2 separate regions of the Homo sapiens genome follow, and region 1 is linked to region 2. Evidence: chromatin loops called from intact Hi-C (ENCODE). Cell type or tissue: left ventricle myocardium inferior. All regions are shown on one strand. Links, peaks and the distances in the headings refer to the core of each region. The heading gives the core; the rest is flanking DNA.

Evidence for each region. Peaks named below come from ENCODE experiments on the same cell type or tissue, not always from the same donor. Only the 100,000 strongest peaks of a DNase experiment are listed, where the experiment ranks them.
Region 1: it touches region 2 in a loop (5-fold over the local background); 107 of 110 quality-filtered maps call a loop at or near these places.

Annotation. Positions count from the first base shown.
Region 1 is chr19:10,273,504-10,282,803 of GRCh38, forward strand. ICAM1 (intercellular adhesion molecule 1) reads left to right here. Exons shown (of 7, transcript NM_000201.3): 2 at 1,262-1,525. The region is part of intron 1 of LIMASI (lncRNA inflammatory and mucous response associated, antisense to ICAM1); the gene reads right to left. Among named protein-coding and RNA genes, the nearest start is that of LIMASI, 5.3 kb to the right of the region's middle. In left ventricle myocardium inferior, for the core only: no CTCF peak of the experiment used is centred there; no DNase peak of the experiment used is centred there.
Region 2 is chr19:10,384,223-10,393,522 of GRCh38, forward strand. CDC37 (cell division cycle 37, HSP90 cochaperone) reads right to left here. Exons shown (of 8, transcript NM_007065.4): 6 at 9,037-9,219; 7 at 8,864-8,935; 8 at 6,911-7,484. The coding sequence ends at 7,329. Among named protein-coding and RNA genes, the nearest start is that of TYK2, 8.3 kb to the left of the region's middle. RefSeq lists enhancers at 1,841-2,230, 2,311-2,370, 4,533-5,033, 4,613-4,672. In left ventricle myocardium inferior, for the core only: CTCF peaks have their summits at 4,842 (motif pointing left), 5,047, 6,666 (motif pointing left) and 6,865; DNase peaks (open chromatin) are centred at 4,829 and 6,649; H3K27ac peaks cover 2,489 bases.

The DNA.
Region 1 (9,300 bases), core at 414-8,413, 110 kb before region 2:
AATGTTTTTCAAATATTAGCCGGGTATGGTGGTGTCCTGTAGTCCCAGCTACTTGGGAGGCTGAGATGGGAGGATCACTTGAGCCCAGGAGTTCAAGGTTACAGTGAGCTATGATTGTGCCACTGTATTCCAGCCTGGGTAACAGAGGGAGACCCGTTTAAAAAAAAAAAAGTGATGGCTAAAGTCCTTCCATGGCTCCCTATTGCCCTCAGTATAAAGAACACATGTGGCTGGGCGTGGTGGTTCACGCCTGTAATCCCAGCACTTTGGGAGGCTGAGGCGGGCGGATCACTTGAGGCCAGGAGTTTGAGAGCAGGCTGGCCGACGTGGCGAAACCCCGTCTCTATTAAAAATACAAAAATTAGCTGGGCGTGGTGGTGCTTGCCTGTAATCCCAGATACTCTGGAGGCTGAGGCAGGAGAATCACTTGAACCCGGGAGGCAAAGGTTGCAGTGAGCTGAGATTGCGCCACTGCACTCCAGTCTGAGTGACAAAGCGAGACTCCATCTCAAAAAAAAAAAAAATAAAAGAACACATCTTTAGCATGGCCTTCAGTGCTCACGGGATCTTCCTGAATTAATCTCCCCCTCTTCATCCTTGCTCACTCAGCTCCAGCCACCCTGCCCCGGGACATCTGTACTTGCCTGGAACTTATTTCCCTTTTCTCCGGACAGCCAGCCCTTTCTCGTCATTTAGATCTCTGCTGAAACATTACCCTGTCACCAAAGCACTGTCTATTCTATCACCCTGTTTTGTTTTTGTCAAAGCTCATATTAACATCAGTTATTAATTATCTTGTTTGCTCATAATTTTTTTTTTTTTTTTTTTGGAGACAGAGTCTCGTTCTGTTGCTCAGGCTGGAGTGCAGTGGCACAATCTTGGCTCACTGTAACCTCCACCTCCCAGGTTCAAGTGATTCTTGTGCCTCAGCCTCCCAAATAGCTAGGACTACAGGCACGTCCCACCATGCCCAGCTAATTTTTGTATTTTTAGTGGAGACGGGGCTTTGTCATGTTGGCCAGGCTGATCTCAAATTCCTGACCTCAAGTGATCTGCCCGCCTTGGCCTCCCAAAGTGCTGGGATTACAGGCGTGAGCCACCACACCCGGCCTGCTCATGAATTTTCTCTTTAACTTCCACATCGAAGGCAAAGTATTGTCTTGTTAAGGCTGTGCCTCCAGCACCCAGCACAGGCTGGGCGCACATTCCCTTGATGAACCTGATTTGTAATGCCTGTCGCCTCTTCCCTCGTTTCTTCTAGGACCTGGCAATGCCCAGACATCTGTGTCCCCCTCAAAAGTCATCCTGCCCCGGGGAGGCTCCGTGCTGGTGACATGCAGCACCTCCTGTGACCAGCCCAAGTTGTTGGGCATAGAGACCCCGTTGCCTAAAAAGGAGTTGCTCCTGCCTGGGAACAACCGGAAGGTGTATGAACTGAGCAATGTGCAAGAAGATAGCCAACCAATGTGCTATTCAAACTGCCCTGATGGGCAGTCAACAGCTAAAACCTTCCTCACCGTGTACTGTGAGTAACTGAGCCCGGAGGGCTGGACTAGGCAGACCCGGTGGGAGAGACGTGCAGGGGCACCTGCAGAGGCCTGGGGGAATCTTTGCCACTTGCTCGTAGGGTCAAGGAGGGGCTCCTTGCAGGGCAGGTGGGGACATCCTTGGAAAGTCCCTTTGTGAATTTCTTTGGGTACAATTAAAGTATTTACAGGCTGGGTGCGGTGGCTCATGCCTGTAATCCCAGCACTTTGAGAGGCTGAGGCTGGCGGATCACCTGAGATCAGGAGTTTAAGTTTCGCCAACATGGCGAAACCCTGTCTCTGCTGAAAATACAAAAATCAGCCGGGCATGGTGTCAAGCGCCTGTAATCCCAGCTACTTGGAAGGCTGAGGCAGGAGAACGCTTGAACCTGAGAGGCAGAGATTGCAGTGAGCCGCGATCGTGCCAGTGCACTCCAGTCTGGATAACAGAGCAAGATTCCATCTCAAGAAAAAAAAAATGCCATCTCTCTATGCCTCACTCTTTGAACATATGACACGGTCCTGCTTCAGACACTTTAATAAAAGATGCAAATTAAGCCAAGTGTGGTGGCTTGTACCTATAATCCCAACTACTCCAGAGGCTGAGGCAGAAGGATGGTTTGAGCCCAGGAGTTTGAGACCAGCCTGGGCAACAGAGTGAGACCCTGTTTCTTTCTTTTTTTTTTTTTTTTTTTTGAGACGGAGTCTCACTCTGTCGCCCAGGCTGGAGTGCAGTGGTGTGATCTCGGCTCACTGCAAGCTCCGCCTCCCGGGTTCACGCCATTCTCCTGCCTCAGCCTCCCGAGTAGCTGGGACTACAGGCGCCTGCCACCATGCCCGGCTCATTTTTTTGTATTTTTAGTAGAGACGGGGTTTCACTGTGTTAGCCAGGATGGTCTCAATCTCCTGACCTAGTGGTCCGCCCGCCTCGGCCTCCCAAAGTGCTGGGATTACAGGTGTAAGCCACTGTGCCCATCCAAGACCCTGTTTCTACCGGAAAAAAAAAGTAAATAATTTAGCTGGGCATCGTGGTGTGCACCTGTAATCCCAGCTGCTCCTGAGGCTGTGATGGGAGGATTGCTTTAACCCAGGGGTTCGAATCCTAGGAGTTCGAATCCATCCTAGGCAACATAGCAAAACCCCATTTTTATTTAAAAAAAAAAAAAAAGATATGAGTTAAAACTAGCCCTGGGATGGCATTTTTCACATATTGGTAACAAACAAAAGAATTGATGGCCGGGCGCAGTGGCTCACGCCTGTAATCCCAGCACTTTGGGAGGCCGAGGCGGGCGGATCACAAGGTCAGGAGATCGAGACCATCCTGGCTAACATGGTGAAACCCCGTCTCTACTAAAACTACAAAAAATTAGCCGGGCATGGTGGCAGGCGCCTGTGGTCCCAGCTACTCAGGAGGCTGAGGCAGGAGAATGGCATGAACCCGGGAGGCAGAGCTTGCAGTGAGCCAAGATCGTGCCACTGCACTCCAGCCTGGGCGACAGAGCAAGACTCCATCTCAAAAAAAAAAAAAAAAAAAAGAATTGATAACAGCTGTGCTGCCAAGGCTATTGGAACGTAGGAGGTCCTAGGACAGTGCTGTTGGGAGCATAAATAAGCCCAACCCTGTGGCGGGAAATTGGGCATCAGTTCTCAAAATGTCATGGGCTGGGCACGGTGGCTCACGCCTGTAATCCCAGCACTTTGGGAGGCTGAGGGAGGCGGATCACTTGAGGTCAGGAGTTCGAGACCAGCCTGACCACCATGGAGAAACCCCGTCTCTATTAAAAATACAAAAAAAACTAGCCAGGCATAGTGGCACATACCTGTAATCCCAGCTACTCGGGAGGCTGAGGCAGGAGAATCTCTTGAAACTGGGAGGCAGAGGTTGCGGTGAGCTGAGATTGCGCCACTGCACTCCAGCTTGGGCAACAAGAGCAAAACTCCATCTCAAAAAAAAAAAAAAAAGAAATAAAAGAAGGTATGTTGAATATGAGTGGTATGCCACCCTCACATTAGGGAAGGGCAGTTTCGGGGAGGCTGTATTTATGTATAAAATAGCCCTAAAAGGAAGTGGGAGAAATGACAATATTAGCTGGCTATGAGAAGAGAGGCTGGGAGGCTGTGGGAGAGGGCTTGGGTGTGGAGAATTCTTTTTGTTTTTTCCTTTTTTTGAGACAGAGTTTCACTCTTGTTGCCCAGGCTGGAGTGCAATGGCACGATCTCAGCTCACCGCAACCTTCACCTCCTGAGTTTAAGTGATTCTCCGGCCTCAGCCTCCCGACTAGCTGGGATTACAGGCATGGGCCACTACGCCTGGCAAATTTTGTATTTTTAGTAGAGACAGGGTTTCTCCATGTTGGTCAGGCTGGTCTTGAACTCTGACCTCAGGTGATCCGCCCGCCTCGGCCTCCCAAAGTGCTGGGATTACAACGTGAGCCACTTTGCCTGGCTGAGAATTCTTTTTTTGTTGTTGTCTTTTTGAGATGGAGTTTTGCTGTGTCCCCAGCCTGGAGTGCAATGGTGTAATCTCAGCTCACTGCAACCTCTCCCTCCCGGGTTCAAGCAATTCTCCTGCCTCAGCCTCCCAAGTAGCTGGAATTACAGGCGCCCAGCACCACGCCCGGCTAATTTTTGTATTTTTAGTAGAGACGGGATTTCATCATGTTGGCCAGGCTGGTCTTGATCTCCTGACCTTGTGATCTGCCCGCCTCGGCCTCCCAAAGTGCTGGGATTACAGGCGTGAGCCACTGCCCCCAGCCGAGAATTTCTCTTTGCGTCCTTCCTACTTTGGGGACTTCGAATGGTGGGAAAGAGTTATCAAGGCCAAAATAAGGAATTCAAATGAAAACAAAACAAAATCAAAGAAGAAAAAACAGAAGAGCACTGGGCAGGCTAGGCACGTGGCTCATGCCTATAATCCCAGTGATTTAGAAGGCCGAAGTAGAAGGATCGCTTGGAGGCCAGGAGTTGGACACCAGCCTGGGCAACATAGCAAGACCCCATATCTACAAAAAATAAAAAACCTAACCAAGCGTGCTGGCATACTAGTAGTCCCAGCTACTCAGGAGGCTGAGGTGGGAGGATCACCTGAGCCTGGGAGGTCCAGGCTGTAGTGAGCCGTGATGACACCACTGCACTCCAGCCTGGGTGACAGAGAAAGACCCTGTCTCTAAAAAATAAAAACTGGCCAAGTAGCTTTGGGATTAGCCTTGGGTTCCAGTCCCAGCAAGGCCTTTAATAGCTTGGGACATGACTTCTGCATTTACTTTGCAATCAGGTGAGACCTCCTCTGATGGGGAAAATGACACGGTGAGTGACAAAGGATGTTCTCCTATCATTGTGTCAGGGCAAGGAAGCCTCTGGGTAAATGATCAAATGATCAGCTTTGCTTCTGATTTGGAGGGTGGGTGAGCAGATGCTGACCTTCCCAGGTGAGGGAAGTCCCCGAACATTCCCAGCAGCTTCTGGAAACCCCAGGGAAACCTCTTTGAAGGTCTTTTCTGCATCTCTGCCTGATAGGTCTTTTTTTTTTTTTTTTTTTTTTTCTTTTTTTTGACACACAGTCTTGCTCTGTCGCCCAGGCTGGATCACTGCAACCTCCATCTCCCGGGTTCAAGCAGTTCTCCTGCCTCATCCTCTCCAGTAGCTGGGATTACAGGCACCTGGCACCACGCCTGGCTAATTTTTGTATTTTTAGTAGAGACAGGGTTTCGCCAAGTTGGCCAGGCTGGTCTCGAACTCTAGACCTCTGGTGATCCACCCGCCTCAGCCTCCCGAAGTGCTGGGATTACAGGCTTGAGCCACCACGCGCGGCTCTGCCTGATAGCTGAGAGCATAGAACTCCAGGTTTGAGACCTGGCTCTGCCACATTTCTCCCTCTATGACTGTGGGTGCCCCACTTTGCCTTAGTTTTTACCTCTGTGAAATGGAGCAGATGGCTGGCACAGGTAGCAAAGGAGTAAAAGTTATGTGGGAGGGTGGTACCTGAGAGAGACTCTAGCTTGGTCTTGCCCCACCCCTGGTGTAAACATAAAGAAGCCTCCCTGGATGGCTCAATCTTCTCCAAAAAGGTTAGAGGTGTAATTCCTAGAGGAGGCGACCACTAGCTGGGCTTTGAAGGATGTGTAGGAGTTCATAAGGACAGGCATTCTGGGCAGGAGGAACAGCCTGGGCAAAAGTTGGGAGCAGGGAGAAATCTTGATGGAGGCAGGAGGAGGAGGAGGTAGGTTGGTGTAGGCCAGGTGCAGTGGCTCACACCTGTAATCCCAGTGCTTTGGGAGGCCAAAGCAAGAGGATTGTTTGAGCCCAGGAGTTCGAGACCAGCCTGGGCAACATAGCGAGACCCTGTCTCTAAGAAAAAATAAAAAAATTAGGGTACAGTGGCATATGCTTGTATTCTCAACTACTCTGGAGGCTCAAGTGGGAGGATCACTTGAACCCAGGAATTTTTTTGTTTTTGTTTTTGTTTTTTTGAGATGGAGTCTCACTCTGTGGCCCAGGCTGGAGTGCAGTGGTGCCATCTTGGCTCACTGCAGCCTCCTCCACCTCCTGGGTTCAACCGATTCTGCTGCCTGAGCCTCCCGAGTTGCTGGGATTAAGGTGCCCACCATCATGCCCAGCTAATTTTTTTGTATTTTTAGTAGAGATAGGGTTTACCATGTTAGCCAGGCTGGTCTTGAACGCCTGACCGCAAGAGATCCTCCTGCCTCAGTTTCCCAAAGTGCTGGGATTATAGGTGTGAGCCACTGAGCCTGGTCAAGCCCAGGAATTTGAGGTTACAGTCAGCTATGATTGCACCACTGCATTCCAGCCCAGGTGACAGAGAGAGACACTGCCCCTAAAAAAAAAAAAAAAATTGATTGATGGGAGGAAGGGTGAGGTTGGCAGAGCCTTGAATGCCAGGTGGAGGAGCTGGGACTTTCCTTCTTGGGGTGATAGGGAGTCATGGAGGGTTTCTGAGCAGGCCAGGGATTAGATAGCTGAAGGCTGGATTTACTGGAAGCCAATGAGCAGTTGGCTATGGTCCTTGTCCACGCGGCCCATGTTGTGGGCAGTGACCGTATTCAAGAAGGGAAGGACAGACAAGTATTTGAATACTTCAGTGACCAGGATTTGGTAAAGGACTGCAGGTCAGGGTCAAGAAGAGGTGAGAGCAGGACAGACTTCCTCCCCGCTGCACCAGGCAGCTGAGCTGGGTTTCCTCTAGGGGCTGAGGTTTGAGGGTACCTCAAGTTCTGCAAGAGTCTATAGGAGGTGGTAAGAGAGAAGAGCTGGAGGTCAGAGTTTTCTTGACTATATATATATATATTTTTTTGTTTTTGTTTTTAACAGCTTAACAGCTTTCTGTTTTATTTTTAGAGACAGGGTCTCAGGGTCTCACTTTGTCACCCAGGCTGGAGTGCAGTGGTACAATCGTAGCTGACTGCAGCCTCAAACTCCCAGGCTCAAGAAATCCTCCTCCCACCCTTAGCCTCCTGAGTAGCAGGGACTACAGGTGTGAGCCAGCAGGAAGCCCAGCTGGTTTTTTTTTTTTCTTTGGTGTTTTTTGTTTGTTTGTTTGAGACCGGAGTTTCGCTCTTATTGCCCAGGCTGAAGTGCAATGGCAGGATCTTAGCTCACCACAACCTCCGACCCCCAGGATCAAGCTATTCTCTTGCCTCAGCCACCTGAGTAGCTGGGATTACAGGCATGCGACACCACACAAGGCTAATTTTGTATTTTTAGTAAAGACAGGGTTTCTCCATGTTGGTCAGGCTGGTCTCGAACTCCCAACCTCAGATGATCCACCTGCCTCGGCCTCCCAAAGTGCTGAGATTACAGGCATGAGCCACCGTGCCCGGCCTTTTTTTTTTTTTTTTTTTTTTTGAGACAGAGTCTCACTCTGTCGCCCAGGCAGGAGTGCAGTGGTTCGATCTGGGCTCACTGCAAGCTCCGCCTCCCGGGTTCACTCCATCCTCCTGCCTTAGCCTCCTGAGTAGCTGGGACTACAGGCGCCCACCACCACGCCTGGCTAATTTTTTGTATTTTTAGTAGAGACGGGGTTTCACCGTGTTAGCCAGGATGGTCTTGATCTCCTGACCTCGTGATCCGCCCGCCTTGGCCTCCCAAAGTGCTGGGATTACAGGCGTGAGCCACCATGTCTGGCCTGGCCAGGCTGGTCTTGAACTCCTGACTTCCGGTGATCCATCTGTTCTGGCCTCCCAAAGTGCTGGGATTACAGGCATAAGCCACCACGCCATGCCGAAGCCCAGCTTGTTTTTAATTTTTTTTTTTTTTTTTGGAGAAATGAGGTCTTGCAATGTTGCCCAAGCTAGCCTTGAACTCCTGGCCTCAAATGACCCCGCCTTGGCATCCCAAAGTACTGGGATTACAGATGTGAGCCACCATGCCCCAGCCTTGCTTTCTTGAGATACGATTTAGAATACCATAAGATTCATCCCTTTTAAGCACATAATTCAATGACTTCTGTACAAACAACCATGACTACAATCTAATTTTAAAATATTTCAATCACTCTAAAAAAGAAACCTCCTGCTTATGTACAGCGACTCTGTCTACCTCTTAAGTGAATTCTCCTACCTTTAATAGCCCTATTTTACAGTTCAGGAAACTGAGGTTCAGAGAGACAAAGTCACTTACCCACAGCAAAGAAGCAAGGCTGGGTATCAAATGCAGGACCCCCCCGGTCCTGATGCTTTTTTTTTTTTTTTTTTTTTCCTCTGAGAGAGACTCTCACTCTGTCACTCAGTCTAGAGTACAGTGGCGCGATCTCAGTTCACTGCAATCTCTGCCTCCTGGGCTGAAGTAATCCTTTCCTCACAAGTAAACCTCAGCCTCTCAAGTAGCTGGGACTACAGGCACACAACACCACGCCTGGCTAATTTTTGTATTTTTAGGTAGAGACGGGGTTTCACTATATTGGCCAGGCTGGTCTTGAACTCCTGACCTCAGGTGATCCGCCTGCCTCGGCCCCCCAAAGTGTTGGGATTACAGGCGTGAGCCACCACACGCAGCCTTTTTGTTATTAGACTCTGTCATTACTGACTTTTTTTTTTTTTTAATAGAAACAGGGTCTTTCTTTCCCAGGCTAAAGTACAGTGGCATGATCACAGTTCACTATAGCCTTAAACTCCTGGGCTCAAGTGATCCTCCTGCCTCAGCCTCCCAAGTAGCAGGGACTACAGGTGTGCACCACCACACCCAGTTAACCATTCATTCATTCATTCATTCATTTATTTTGAGATGGAGTCTCGCTCTGTCACCTAGGCTGGAGTGCAGTGGCACGATCTCAGCTCACTGCAACCTCCACCTCCCAGGTTCAAGAGATTCTCCTGCCTCAGCCTCCCGAGTAGCTGAGACTACAGGCGTGCACCACCATGCCAGACTAATTTTTGTATTTTTAATAGAGACGGGGTTTCACTCTGTTGGTCAGGCTTATCTCGAACTCCTGACTTCGTGGATCCACCCTCCTTGGCCTCCCAAAGTGCTGGGATTAAAGGCGTGAGCCACCGCGCCCTGCCAACCTTTTTTTAATTTTTCTTAGAGATGGGGGTCTCCCTATGTTGCCCAGGCTTGTCTTGAACTCCTGGCCTCAAGTGACCCTCTTGCCTTGGCCTCACAAAGTGCTAGGATTACAGCCTGAGCCATCACACCTGGCCAACAGGTTTTTTTTTTTGTTTTGTTTTGTTTTTTAAAGAATGTCTAGGCCAGGCTCATTTACTTTCACCTGTAATCCCAGCACTTTGGGAGGCCGGGGTGGGCAGATCACTTGAGGTCA
Region 2 (9,300 bases), core at 1,013-9,012:
GTTGCCCAGGCTGGTCTCAAACTACTGGGCTCAAGTGGTCCTCCCGCCTTGACCTCCCAAACTGCTGGGATTACAGGCGCATGCCACCACACCCGGCTAATTTTTTAGTATTTTTTAGTAGGGACGAGGTTTCACCATGTGGGCCAGGATGGCCTTGATCTCCTGACCTCGTGATCCTCCCGCCTTGGCCTCCCAAAGTGCTGGGAATACCGGTGTGAGCCACCTCGCCTGGCCGGCTGGCTAACTTTTGTGTGTGTGTAATTTTTTTAGAAATGGGTTTTCACTATGTTGCCCAGGCTGGTCTCAAACTACTGGGCTCAAACTGCTGGGCTCAAGTGGACCTCTGGCCTTGACCTCCCAAACTGCTGGGATTACAGGCATGAGCCACCGTGCCCAGCCCCTGGGAAGTTTCTTTGAGCACAAGTTCTATTGCCTGTCTGCGGTTCTAGGACCGCACCAGAAAGAGGTCCGTCTGGTTGTCTGCTAAGCCCTCAGTGCCTGAGATTGTGCATCCAGCCCAGTAGGTGGCTTAAGAAGCCACAGCTGGAGGGGAATGAATGGCCTGGGAGCCAGGAATCCCTGGCTGTTGTCCTGCCTGCTGCGGGAGGGCTGGCTGTGAGCTTCCTCTCTGTCGCCGCTTAGAGTACAGTACCTAGAAGCCAAGAGTGCCAGATTTTTCTTTTTCCTTTTTTCTTTTATTGAGAGAGGGAGTTTCGCTCTTGTTGCCCAGGCTGGAGTGCAATGGCACAATCTCGGCTCACCACAACCTCTGCCTCCTGGGTTAAAGCGATTCTCCTGCCTCAGCCTCCCAAGTAGCTGGGATTACAGGCATGCGCCACCACGCCCGGCTACTTTTTTGTATTTTTAGTAGAGATGGGGTTTCTCCATGTTGGTCAGGCTGGTCTTGAACTGCCGACCTCAGGTGATCCACCCACCTCGGCCTCCCAAAGTGCTGGGTAATACTGGTGTGAGACACCGTGCCCGGCCTAGAGAGTGCCAGATTTTTCAACAGCCATTGGGGCAATGCTCCGTGATTAGATGCTAGAACACAGTGGGCCGAGTGGGCCTGGGACCCGGTATTCCCCGCTCCCAAAGGAACTAGAAGGAAATGCCACATGAGGCGATTAATAATAACAATGCTAGTCATACTCCCAGTAACGATATCAATTCTAACAATGAGCTGGTGCGGTGGCTGGCACCTGTAATCCCAGCACTTTGAGAGACAGAGGCAGGAGGATCGCTTGAACCCAGGAGTCCCAGACCAGCCTGGGCAACATAGTGAAACCTCGTGTCTACAAAAAAAATTTAAAAATTAGCTGGGCATGGTGATACACGCCTGTAGTCCCAGCTACTAGGGAGGCTGGGGTGGGAGGATCGCTTGAGTCCACAGGTTGAGGTTGCAGTGAGCTGTGATCGCACCACTGCACTCCAGCCTGGGCAACCGAGCAAGACCCTATCAAATAAATAAATAAATAAATAAATAAATAAATAAATAAATAAAGCTGACATTTTCCCAGCCTGCACACTGGGGCCGAGCGTGGGTATTTAGCCATCTCTGGGTCTTCTCAGTTTCTTTCTTTTTTTTTTTTTTTTGAGATGGAGTCTCACTCTGTTGCCCAGGCTGGAGTGCAGCGGCGTGATCTCGGCTCATTGCAAGCTCCACCTCCCAGGTTCATGCCATTCTCCTGCTTCAGCCTCCCGAGTAGCTGGGACTACAGGTGCCCGCCACCACACCCGGCTAATTTTTTGTATTTTTAGTAGAGACGGGGTTTCACCAGGGTTAGCCAGGATGGTCTCGATCTCCTGACCTCGTGATCCGCCCGCCTCGGCCTCCCACAGTGCTGGGATTCCAGGCACCAGCCACTGCACCTGGCCTCTTCTCAGTTTCTTTGCAAGTGGTATCAGCACCCCCACTTGACAATTGAAGAAAAGAGGCTAAGGAGGCTGTTTTGCCAAGGCCTGGCGCCTCCTGCCCAAACTCAGACCTGGTCCATAAGGGAGGCCCCAGACCCCACATGTGACTAACAGGAGGGGGTTTCCCAGGACTGAGGGGGTTCCCCAATGGGGGGCTTTCCATGCTAAAATTGGGACAGTCCTGGGCAGGCCAGGACAGTTGGCCACGCCACTACGGCGGGTTTCTCAGAAGGAACAAAAGCTGGGGGCTTCCCCTGGCTCTGCAAGGGCTGCAGGGAGGGGCCTCCTCAGAGCCCCCTGGGACCTGGGAAAAGCCAAGAGTTGATGGATTAAAAGTAAAATACCTTTGTGTTTTCATGAGTGAGAAAGTTCAGGGAACAGCCAGTCTCCTCCTCAAAACAACCATGAGATGGATTTCCTGGGAAATCTTTTTTTTTTGAGACAGAGTTTTTCCTCTTGTCGCCCAGGCTGGAGTACAATGGCACGATCTTGGCTCACTGCAACCTCTGCCTCCTGGGTTCAAGGGATTCTCCTGCCTCAGCCTCCCGAGTAGCTGGGATTAGAGGCGCCTGCCACCACGCCCAGCTAATTTTTGTATTTTTTGTAGACACGGGGTTTCACCATCTTGGCCAGGCTGGTCTCGAACTCCTGACCTCAGGTGATCCACCCGCCTTGGCCTCCCAAAGTGCTGGGATTACAGGCATGAGGCTACCGCACTCAGCCTCCTGGGAATCTTTCCACAAAAATTCTACGCTCCTTTGGGCACGTGTGTGAACCTGTGTTCTCTAGAAAATTCTCAGGAGCAGCCCCAAATGGGACACTCGGTGCTGGCCTGAGAGGATACAGAGGAGTAACTTACACACATGAAGGCTGGCACCAGACGGGCTGAGTTCAAGCCCCAGCTCCATCACTGTGTGATCCTGGGCGGCCCCTTAACCCCACTGTGCCTCAGTTTCCTCCTCTGCAAGATGTGACTATTTAGTCCCAAACCCAGAGGCATGTCAGGGACATCAAATGAGTTAATACACTTCATTAGCCAGGTGTGGTGGTGCATGCCTGTACAGGAGGCTGAGGCAGGAGAATCGCTTGAACCTGGGAGATGGAGGTTGCAGTGAGCCGAGATCGTGCCACTGCATTTAAGCTTGGGCAACAGAGCAAGACTCGGTCTCAAAAAAAAAATAAATAAAAGGACTGGTGGTGGATAGCCAGATGCAGTGTGTGTCTCTTGGCTGTAATTTGAGCTACTCAGGAGGTTGAGGCAGGAGAATCACTTGAGCCCAGAGGTTAGAGGCTGCAGTGAGCTATGATTGTGCCACTGCACTCCAGCCTGGGTGACAGAGCCAGATCCCATCTCTTAAAAAAAAAAAAGGGGGGGGCCACACATGGTGGCTCATGTGTGTAATCCCAGCACTTCGGAAGGCCAAGGCGGGCAGTCCTCTTGAGGTCAGGAGTTTGAGACCAACCTGGCCAACATAGTGAAACCCTGTGTCTACAAAAAATACAAAAATTAGGCCGGGTGCGGTAGCTCACGCCTGTAATCCCAGTACTTTGGGAGGCTGAGGCAGGTGGATCATGAGGTCAGGAAATCAAACCCATCCTGGCTAACACAGCGAAACCCCGTCTCTACTAAAAATACATAAAAATTAGCCGGGCGTGGTGCCAGACGCCTGTAGTCCCAGCTACTCAGGAGGCTGAGGCAGGAGAATGGCGTGAGCTCGGGAGGCAGAGCTTGCAGTGAGCTGAGATCAGGCCACTGCACTCCAGCCTGGGCGACAGAGCAAGACTCCATCTCACAAAAAAAAAAAAAAAAAAAAAAAAAAAGGGCCGGGCACAGTGGCTCACACCTGTAATCCCAGCACTTTGGGAGGCCGAGGAGGGCAGATCACGAGATCAGGAGATCGAGACCACGGTGAAACCCCGTGTCTACTAAAAATACAAAAAATTAGCCGGGTGTGGTGGCGGGCGCCTGTAGTCCCAGCTACTCGGGAGGCTGAGGCAGGAGAATGGCGTGAACCCCGGAGGTGGAGCTTGCAGTGAGCCGAGATCATGCCACTGCACTCCAGCCTGGGCGACAGAGTGAGACTCTGTCTCAAAAAAAAAAAAAAAAAAAAGCCAGGTGTGGTGGAGTGCGCCTGTAATCCCAGCTACTTGGGAGGCTGAGGAGGGAGAATCCCTTGAAACTGGGAGGCAGAGGTTGCAGTGAGCCCGAGATCATGCGACTGCACTCCAGCCTGGGCGACAGAGTGAGACTCAGTCTCACAAAATACAAACAAAATCTTCAATAACAAGGAATGCAGTATTTTGAAAAACTGAAATTAACACCAAAATGTGTATGATGAACAAAAATTATTATTATTATTATTATTTTTGAGACGGAGTCTCACTCTGTTGTCCAGGCTGGAGTGCAGTGGCGCGATCTTGGCTCACTGCAACCTCTGCCTCCCGGGTTCAAGCGATTCTCCTGCCTCAGCTTCCCGAGTAGCTGGGATTACAGGCACGTGCCACCACGCCTGGCTAAGTTTTGTATTTTTTGTACAGACGGGGTTCCACCATGTTGGTCAGGCTGGTCGCGGACTCCTGACCTTGTGACCCGCCCTCCTCGGCCTCCCAAAGTGCTGGGATTACAGGCGTAAGCCACCGCGCCCCGCTCAAAAATTAAAATTTTTACTCGGCAGGGCACACTGGCCTGTAGTCCCAACACTTTGGGAAGCTGAGGCGAGCAGACTGCTTCAGCTCTGTTCAAATCCAGCCTGAACAACATGGAGAGAACCCTGTCTCTGAAAAATAAATAAATAAAAAGATCTTGGAAGGTGTCTGAGGCTCAATCAGGGTTCCAGGAGTCCCCCTGCAGCTCCTACCTGTCGTTCTCACTCATACAAAACACTAAGGAAAGTTACTAGATTTGCAGCTCACTCCTGCCCCCTGGTGGTGATCGGCTTGGGCACAACAGCATTCCAGGGGTTTTTATCCAATGCTTTTGCAAATGTTTCCTGAAGGTCCCCTTTCTGGCACTGTGTATGTTGCAAGAAAAAGTCCGTGCTCTGGTGGCACCCACAGTACATGGGAGGTGACAATACACAGGTCTGTGTGAAGAAAGGCATGTGAGGCAGGTTTGGTGGCTGAGCATGAGGGGAATTAAAGTAGGTCAAGGAGGGCCTCAGAGAAGTGGCATTGATCTGTGGTCTGAGTGACAAGCAGTCCCCTCAGAGATGATGTCCCCCAGGAGAGGTAGGCATAAGTCTACTGGATCGGAGGTATTTCATGTCTTAAACTGATGTGAACCTGGGTATTTATTGTACTTTGATCTTAGCTCACTGCAGCCTTGACCTCCCGGGCTCAAGCAATCCTCCTGCCTTAGCCTCCCAAGTATCTGTAACTACAGGTGCGCCCCACTGCGCCCAGCACTGTTTTTTTTTTTTGTTGTTGTTGTTGTTTTTGAGATAAGTCTTTGTCACCCAGGTTGGAGCGCAGTGGCGTGATCCTGGCTCACTGCAACCTCCACCTCTCAGGTTCAAGCAGTTCTCCTGCCTCAGCTTCCTGAGTAGCTGGGACTACAGGCACGTGCCACCATACCTGGCTAATTTTTGTGTTTTTAGTGCAGACTGGGTTTCACCATGTTAGCCAGGCTGGTCTTGAACTCCTGGGCTCAAGTGATCCTCCTGCCTCAGTCTCCCAAAGTGTTGGGATTACAGGTGTGAGCCACGCCTGGCCGTGCACTCTTCTTTAAGACTTTTCCTGTGGCAGAAATATTTTGTGACTTTTGAAGACGGCCAGCAAGTGCCAAGGTCCCCGTTCAGAGAATCTGAGTGCCAGGTGCCAGTTGTCTGAACCATTACCTCACTTGTCCCCCTCACTACGGCCTGAGGAGGGCACTAGCGCGACGACGTTAGCCCTAAGAGCAGGGACACTGAGGCTCAGCGCATCACCCAAAGCCACACGAAGAGAAATTTCAAGTGCTCAAGGGCCAGCATGGAGTTGGGGACAACAGGGCAGCGAGGCAACAGGCAGATGGTGCTGGGGGCCTGGTCAGTTGCAGGGAGGACTTCGGCTTCTGCTCCCAGGGAGGGGAGTCCTGCGAGGCTTTTGAGCAGAGGTGGGACATGCCCTGACCTGGGTGTTCACAGGTACCCTCTGGCTGCTGCCTGTTCAGGGGCTGACTTGTAGTGGGGAATGAGGAGGAGGCTGGGGCAGGAATTAGAGCCAGAGGCGATGGGGACCTGAAGGCCATAGGGACAAAAGGCAGTGGTCAGAATCAAGAATGTTTGGGGGGGTGGGGCCAAGTGCAGCGGCTCACACCTGTAATCCCAGCACTTTGGGAGGCCAAAGTGGGAGGATCACCTGAGGTCAGGAGTTCAAGACTAGTGTGGCCAATATGGTGAAACCCCATGTCTACTAAAAACACAAAAAATTAGCCGAGTGTGGTGGCGGGTGCCTATAATCCCAGCAGGAGGCTGAGGCAGGAGAATCACTTGAACCTGGGAGGTGGAGGTTGTAGTGATCCGAGATTCCACCACCGCACTCCAGCCTGGGTGATAGCTGGACTCTCAAAAAAAAAAAAAAAAAAAAATCTGTTTGGGGGCAGCGCTGGCCATAGGGTGGGGAGATATAGTCCATCCAGGATGCTGCTCCAAAAGGTTGTAGGAAGCTGGAAAGGTGTGGGGTGCGGGCAGGTGCGCCAGATCCACAAAACCCTAGGGAATGTGACTTGGTTTGCAGATCACTACTGCCCTCTGGTGGTGATCAGCTTGGGCCACCCTGCATTCTGGAGGTCCAAGTAGGGACAAGGGAGTGGGTGGGTGAGACTGAAGGTTGGGGGCTTTTGAGGCCTCTGGAAGAAGACTGTTCCAAGTTGTGGAACAGCATGTGTGAGGCGAGGACCCACGATGGCTGGTGGGCAAAGGACCAGAGAAGCACAGCTCAGCCCCCAATATCCCACCAAGTTTCCCTCCCACCTACAAGAGATGGGCTGCCTGAACGGCCCTCCCAGCAGCCCAGAGAGCATCTGAAATCTTTTATTGGAAGATCATTGCTGTTTGCCAAATAGAAGACACAGACAGCAGACGAACAGTGAAAACAGAGCCCAGTGACGAGAGCCGGCCCCTTGGCTGGGGACCCTCCCCAACTACCTGGTAGACCAGCCTGGTGACCTCTGCCCTTCCCCGGACCCCCGGGCCTTTGGCATAATGCTGATGGGGGGCTGCAGGCAGTGAAGCCCCTTGACTCAAAGCAGAGACTTGAATGGGCGCTGGAGAGTGGAGACAGTGGAGAGGCCAGGGAGGGCTGGGCGGGCCCCCCAGGCTGGGCCGAGCAGCGCAAGTAGAGGAAGTCAGGAGCGGGCGAGATGGCATCTATCTGTTTTCTGAAAAGGGGCACATAGGGGCCTGGAAGCAGGTGGCGGTGGTAGCTGGGGCAGGTCACACACTGACATCCTTCTCATCGCCCGTCTTGGGAACAGCTTCCAGTAATGGGTCCCCAGGACCTGCCTCCTCTCCCTCCTTGGCCTCGCTGGCCTTAGAGTTGGGGACCCAGAGGCCAGAGTCAATGCAGCGCTGCATGTGGTACTTTGCGTCCTGTGAGGAGAAGGCAGGCAGATGAGGTGGGGCCGCCAGCCGGTGGTCCCCGTTGTCCCCGTTGTCCCTTGCACATCCCCAAGCTGGCTTCCTGCCTATTGATATTTTACCTATTTGAGACGGAGTCTCACTCTGTCACCCAGGCTGGAGTGCAGTGGTGCAATCTCGGTTCACTGCAACCTCCACCTCCCAGGTTCAAGTGATTCTCCTGCCTCAGCCTCCCAAGTAGCTGGGGTTACCGACGCCTGTCACCATGCCTGGCTAATTTTACTTTTAGTAGAGATGGGGTTTTGCCATGTTGGCCAGGCTGGTCTTGAACTCCTGCCCTTAGGTGATCTGCCTGCCTTGGCCTCCCAAAGCACTGAGATTACAGGCGTGAGCCACCGTACCCAGCTGGAAATTTAAATTTTATTTAACTTTAATTTAAATTTAGATAGTGCAATCTAGAACAAAAGCCAGCAAATTTTTTTTTGGTAAAGGGACAGACTAAATATTTCTGGTTCCGTGAGCCATATGGTCTCCATCACGACTCAACTCTGCTGTGGTAGAGCAAGATCGGTTGTAGATGATAGGGAAACAATTGAGTGTGGCTTCTTTGTTCTAATAAAACTTTATTATAAAGACAGGCAGTGAGTCTGGGAGCTGCGGTTTGCAGAACCTGGTCTAGATGGCTATGCCCATAGAAGCTTCTAGAAACTCAGGGCCAGTCCTGCAGCTAGACCCATTTTACAGACGAGAAAACCAGTGTGATCAACCAGTGAGCCAAGTGGTAGGAATAGGATCAAACAGTGTCCTACTTAGATTCAACGTCTATTACCACTTCCAAAAATATAGCCAGTGAGACCTTGTCTTTATAAAAACATAATTTAAAAAAAAATTAGCTAGATGTCATGGTGTCAGCCTGTAACCCCAGCTACTTGGGGAGGCTGAGGTGGGAGGATCACTTGAGCCTGGGAGGTCGAGACTGCAGCCTGGGTGAGAGAGGAAGACCCTGTCTCTCAAAAACAAGTAGACAAAATCCAATTAACAGCCAGCGTTTACCAGCCCCTGCCATGTGCTCACCTCCCTTTCCCACGCATTTTGTGAGCTGATATTGAGAGAAAATGTGGTTTGGATAAGGAAACTGAGGCTGGACTCAGTCACAGTAACAGTGACAGTCACGAAGGACATGCGCTCAAAGCTCAGCATTTATCTGCTGGATACTGGGATACAGTAGGTGCTCAATATATGTGGGTGTGTGCCAAGGTGACACGACCCCCCTTACTCCTTGGAGAAGCCTTGGAGGGGCACTTTCACCAGCCGGCTTCAGAGACTTGGGACACAGGGCTGGGGGAGACACACGGCCCGCCGGGAAGGCATGGGGCGCGGGGGTTACTCACGGTGGGGTCCATCTTGCTGATGGCGTCCTGCAGCATCTGCACGTCCTTCACATCGAAGCACTTCTGGAGTTCCTGGGGGTACAGAGGGGCTGGGGTCAGGGGCTGGGTCCCTGTGGCCCTGGGGGGTCCCGCTCAGGGTCTTCCTGCTGCCCGCCTGGGCCGGGGAGCCCCACCTCAGGGAGGGACTCGTAGACCTCGACGGGGTCCAGGCCGCCGGGGCCGAGCCGCTTCTTGCGCTCCTCCTCCTCGTACTCCTTCATGGCCTTCTCGATGCGCAGCTTGGCACGGCCCCGCACACGCTCCTTGAAGGCTTCCAGCTCGTCGTTGAAGCCCTCCATGTACTGGCGATCGGCTGTCTATGGGGGTTGGGCAGTGCTCACTGGACCTGGCCCAACGCTCAGGAGGGACTGGGGGGCCCAGGACCCTCCAGCCACAGC